Linked DNA regions of Homo sapiens: region 1 is linked to region 2. The links are chromatin contacts, found by Hi-C or POLR2A ChIA-PET in ENCODE. All regions are on one chromosome and are shown on one strand. The core of a region is the stretch at or near the end of the contact, and the rest is flanking DNA. Distances in the headings are between cores, read along the strand shown.

Region 1 (2,700 bases), core at 48-2,547, 510 kb before region 2:
TGCAGGGACCAGGTATGCATGTATGTTTCTTGGAAGGGGGGCTGAAGCAGAAAGACAAGTTTATCCTGGCATCTAGGGTTGTCGTTAGCATTTTCTTTTCTAAATCAGTAGTAGCTCTCAGAGTGGTGTTTCTAAAGTGTTAGTGTGCAAAGGAATCACTAGGGCTGCTTGTTAAAATTACCAATCCTGAGCCTACCTCCAGAGATTCTGGTTCCACAGCAGCACTGTGGTGGGGGCCAGTGACTTTTGTGGGGGTGTCTGAGGGCTGTGGTGCCCCAGAACCTGGAAGGGCAGAGGGGCCATGATCAGGTTTCAGATCAGTGGCCAGAGGCTTTTCTGGAAGCTGTACATTTTCACAAGCACATTTTCAAAAGCCCTTGGAGAGGATGTTGATTGAGGGGAGTTTTGGGGACTGGTGGAGATTATGGGGGTGAAAAGTCCAGAGCTATCTCTTAACACCCCTACTCTCTGAGGGCCAGGCCTTGAAAGTATTGGAAATGGGAGGTGCCTTAGGTACACTGTCATTTTACAGAGGAAGACAACGAGGCCCAGAGAGGTTAAGTGGGTTGATTAAGGTCTCACAGCTAGTTAAGAGCAGCTCTGAGACGGCAACCGAAGTATTCTGGTTCCCTATCCAGTTCCCCACTCACTACACACCTGTTCCTTCTGGGGCGGGAGACCTGAGGAAGGAAAGGAGTGAGAGGAGAATGTAGTGAGAGTTGGAGAGCGTTGGGTCCACAGCCCCCAAGGGCAGGGCCACAACAAAAATGTTGTCCTGGTTGAAAAGGAGTGAGAATCAGGACAGGGAGAATTTTGGTTTGGAATTCAGTCAAACAATTGCTATTAAAATCACTAATAGAATTATCTTCCGAAGGCTAGCTGTCCTTTCCAGACGAAAAGAAATATTCCAAGTCTAAGACTTTTGCTTTCTTCCTTCCAGGGAGAATACATTCCCCCAAGGGAGCTCTGTTTCAGATTTTCTCCCTAGTAACAGACTCCCCTGCTTAGCTCTGGCCATCCCGGGTAGTGAGTGGTGCGGGGCGGGGGTGGAAGGGGGCTGGAAGCCTGGCTAGGGGGGTCTGCGGCGGCGCGGGCGGGGGCGCTGCGGGGAGGAGGGGGGCGCTGCGGGGCGGTAGTGGGGGTGCTGCGGGGCGAGGCCGCTGCGGGGCGGTGGGGGGCGCTGCGGGCGGGGGCACTGCAGCACCGCGGCCCTCGGGCGGCCGGCGCGGCCTGCTGGAGGGGGCGCTGTGGGCACCGCGCAGCGGCCTTTTGTCAGCGCGCAGGGCCAGGAGAGCTCTCATTTCCTCCCAGCCTCGTGCGGGAAATGGCTTTAATTCTGACGGCAGGGCTGTGAGGGACTAGCGGGAACCCGAGCCTTTTGTCAAGGAACTGCGGCGTCGGTGGCCAGTCATCCCCGCCGCCGCGGAGCCGCTGCACTGCTGGGGGATCTCCCAGCAGCTCTGACGAGCGCGGGCTGCAGCATGGGCAGAAAACGCTGCCCTGCAGATTAGCTGGGTGGATTTTTTAAGCGCACCCCACCCCCCAAACCCATAAAATAACAAAACCAACCCGCAGTGGCCGACCGGAGATAGCTAAGATGCCGCGCAGGAGGTAAGGGTCTGGGGAGCGGGCCTGGTGGGCTGCCTGGGGTCGCTGGTCTCCTGGCGCGGAGACCCTGGCATCCCTCGGCCGGGCGGGAGCCGCTTGGCCCAGGTGGGGCGCGTCTGTTGCCGAGCGCGTCGGTGCTGCAGCCCTGGCCGGCAGCGGTGTGTTTTGCGCCTAAAGGTTTCTGGTGATGATGTAGCATCCGAGGCTCTTAGGAAATCGGGGCTGCAAGCACTGGCCCCTGCTTGGGGATGGTGGGACCCTCGCCCGGAGCGTAACGCCTGACAGGTGGGGCTTTCTTTTGGGTCCGAATGGAGGGGCGGCAAGCCTCGCCTCGCCTAGCCGGGCGGGGCCGCTCCTCCCCTCCCCTCCCTCCCCTCCCCTCTCTTTCCTTCCCGCTCGGCCGCCGCCCTCCGGGGTAGCGGTGCGAGGCGGGCTTGGCGGGGCTGGGCGCGTCCCCCGGGGCCTCGCGATCGCTGGCTGCGCGGCGCTCAGCCGCAGTGGCCGGCCGAGCAGGTGCGGCGTCGGCAGCCGCCTACATTGAGATCGGGGCAACCGGCACGTGAGCGGGCCTCGTGGGTTTTGATTTTATGCGGCTCCACCACTTTGGAGGGAAAAATCCCACTGTACCCGAGGGGGTCTTGCCAGTCTGTTTCTTCCATCTTCCCTCTCCTCTCCCTGCCTCCCCTCCCTTTCTGCAGCCGGGGCGGAGGCCATCCCCGGTCCCGGAGGCGGGAGTCGGTGTCTGCTTATTTTTAAATCACACCACAGCCTACCTGGTGTTGGGGGGAAGGGAGGGAGGGGCAGACTGCTTTAGGATGCAGATCAGGCTCTCGGGTCTGGCCTATTGTCTTGCCTTTTCTCTTCCTTCCTTTTCTCACCCCTAATCTCCATCTCTTGCCCAAAACTAAAAATAGAAAATAGGAAATAGAAATAGAAAATAAAAAAGCAAGCTCCAGCCCACACCCTATCAAATTCTTTAAAAAACTGTCATTTATCTCTGACACATGATTAATACCCATCTGTTTCCTTACACCCACTCTTCCCTCTTGCTGTTTGTCGTCTAAGATTCAACTGACTCAGATGAGCTTTATC
Region 2 (2,767 bases), core at 104-2,603:
TGCACCATCATGGTAGCCAGGCGGCCCCCGACCTCTTCTCTTTCAAACAGGTCTATCTTCACATCTTTCCCAAATTTCTGCCGCAGGTAATAGGCTGCTGAAGTGCCACCAATTCCGGCTCCAATAATCGCTATGAGGGAAAAAAACAGAAGATTATATTTTCCCCTTTTACCAGCTCTGTGAGTTGTTTTGTTTTTGAAAGACCATCAATAGCAGAGGTTGTTACTCAAAGCTATTACCAACAATTTGGTGGGGGAAGAGTGACACCTGCAGCGAAGGTCTAACTCCCTGAATCTGGACAGACACTGTTCCCAGACAAAAGCAGTAGATTAATTAACATATTGACATTAACTCGATTTTTTTTCCAGATGCCCAAAGATTCTCACAGGTCTTTATGGAGGAACCAAGGGGCCTGCACACCCTTCCAGATGCCCAACTCACGGGCACATTAGAGGTGGACCTTTCCAGCACGCATTTTTAATAAAGTGACGGCCATTTATGCCTAGCTTTGTTGTGTCTAGATTCAATGTAGATAGGTTAATGATACCGAAGAACACAACTTTAAAGGGGGGCGGGAGGGAGACAGGAAGCAAAGAGCCAAGGCTCCTGACACTGGAGCTCTTGACAGTGGAAAGAGAACAGATTCTTTCTGCAGCTGTGTTAGTCCTAGGCGGAGAAACTGTGCAAGCCAAGGGCCTCTGAGAGCAGGCCGACCTCAGCAAAGCGGAGCTGGGGGAAGGCGGTTCAGCCTCCCAAGGGAAGCAGGCAGGGTCAACTTGTTTGCACTCCTCCCTGTGCTGTGCCTGCGTGAGCCTGTTAATCTGGCCGGGCGCCCCAGGTCAAGCCAGAACACTGGAGTCTTCACGGTCAGTGTTCAACGGGAAGATAGAGAAACCTAGGCCTCCCCGGAGCCCCACACCTAAGAGACAGGGGCTACAGGTACGCTAGGCGCCTGCCTGCCCGCCCGCCCCTGTCCCCGTCCACGCCCATTCCTCAAGTGGGCACCTCTCCACGCCTGGGAATGCACAGTCCTATTCCGACCAGAGCTGAAAGCCGCCCTGAAGTGTGAATGGGGGAAAGCGCGACCTGCGCAGCTGGCTCGGCCTGCACCGCTGGACTGCGTCGCGGCTGTGGGATCTGGGCGCACTGCGCAGCGGCCGCCCGGCGCGGGGCGCGCTCCAGCACCTTCCCGCGCCGCCCCCTTCTCGCCTACCGATTTTATCTGGCGGAGCACGCAGCTCGGCGCCCTCGGGGCATCCGCAGCTGCACAGCAACAGCCACAACCCCAGCAGCGAGGAGACGAGCTCCGCGACGACGCGCCCCATGGCCTCCACAAGCTCTGCAGCTGGCCTCAAGAGCCCCGCAGTCCTCCCACCGCTGCGCGGCTGCGCGCTCCGCCCAGCCCCGCCCCCAGGCCGCCCAGCCCCTGCGAGCCCCGCCCAGGTCCTGCGAGCCCCGCCCCGACCTCGCCCCGCCGGTCCTCTCAACCCTGCAGGAGCTCCCCACTCTGGGCCACTCAGTGCCCTAAGCACATCCTGCCGCCTCGAAGCCCACCCTCCTTCAGAAGACATCGAAGGCAGAAGCTGGCCGGGCGCGGTGGCTCAAGCCTGTAATCCCAGCACTTTGGGAGGCCGAGGTGGGTGGATCATGAGGTCAGGAGATCGAGACCATCCTGGCTAACACGGTGAAACCCCGTCTCTACTAAAAATACAAAAATTTAGCTCGGCATAGTGGCGGGCGCCTGTAGTCCCAGCTACTCGGGAGGCTGAGGCAGGAGAATGGCGTGAACCCGGGAGGCGGAGCTTGCAGTGAGCCGAGATTGCGCCACTGCACTCCAGCCTGGGAGACAGAGCCAGACTCCGTCTCAAAAAAAAAAAAAAAAAAAAAAAGGCAGAAGCTGAGGCTCGCCTCAGCTCTCCTCCTCCTTCCCTATCTATTTGGGTGAAGCACCTTAGTTCTTCACTAGTACCCTCTTCTGTTCCCTCCGTCGCTCCTCTCAAAGAATGCGCACAGCTAATCGCTGCCAGAAACAGACCAAAGGGACAACAGTACTTACTGAGTGATCACCCTGTTGCGAGAACTGTAAGGTTCTCCGTGAATGGGTAAATGGTGCTAACTGTAAAGAAAAATGAGGGAGACTGAGGATGGGGTGGCCCAAGGTGAAGGGGGTGTAATAGTAGTAACAGACATGAATAAAAGTAGTGTACCTGTAAGGACACCAGAATGTGCCACCCCAAAATACGCCTCTTTAGCCTAAGGATTATTTCAAGCCGAAGACAATTGAGAAGATGTAGATACGATGTAGATACGTGGGTGGAAAGTTCTCCGCCTTCCCCATTTGCCTAAAAGCAGGACATAAATTTTATTTTTTTAACAATTTTTAAATATATTGCATTTTATTACATAAAAGTAAAATTAGTAAAATAATATAATTTGATATACTTTATAATTTATAATTTCTCTCAGTATAATGTAGAAAAGTATTACTCTGAACACTTACTTTTTTTTTTTTTTTTTGAGACGGAGTCTCGCTCTGTTGCCCAGTCTGGAGTGCAGTGGTGCGATCTCAGCTCACTGCAAACTCTACGTCCCGGGTTCAAGCAATTCTTCTGCCTCAGCCTGTAGCTGGGACTACAGGCACCCGCCACCGTGCCTGGCTAATTTTGTGTATTTTTAGTAGAGACGAGGTTTCAGTGTGTCAGCCAGGATGGTCTCGATCTCCTGACCTCATGATCCACCCGCCTCGGCCTCACAAAGTGCTGGGATT

What was found. A loop is a pair of places that touch in the nucleus more often than their neighbours do. ChIA-PET counts read pairs that join two places held with the same protein, here RNA polymerase II (POLR2A). Pooled maps may share reads with other maps.
Region 1: a pooled map shows a loop between it and region 2 (2.6-fold over the local background). The contact joins the promoter of ADD2 here to the promoter of PCYOX1 in region 2. A Hi-C loop is called at or near these places in 2 of 50 pooled maps. POLR2A ChIA-PET finds 5 or more read pairs at or near these places in 2 of 52 experiments (HEK293 and WTC11).

The regions. Positions count from the first base shown.
Region 1 is chr2:70,766,797-70,769,496 of GRCh38, reverse strand. It overlaps ADD2 (adducin 2), which reads left to right and starts at 1,297. Exons shown (of 16, transcript NM_001617.4): 1 at 1,297-1,611. RefSeq lists enhancers at 57-621, 1,031-1,596, 1,597-2,162.
Region 2 is chr2:70,256,723-70,259,489 of GRCh38, reverse strand. It overlaps PCYOX1 (prenylcysteine oxidase 1), which reads right to left and starts at 1,353. Exons shown (of 6, transcript NM_016297.4): 1 at 1,214-1,353; 2 at 1-130. The coding sequence starts at 1,325. RefSeq lists silencers at 988-1,097, 1,368-1,497.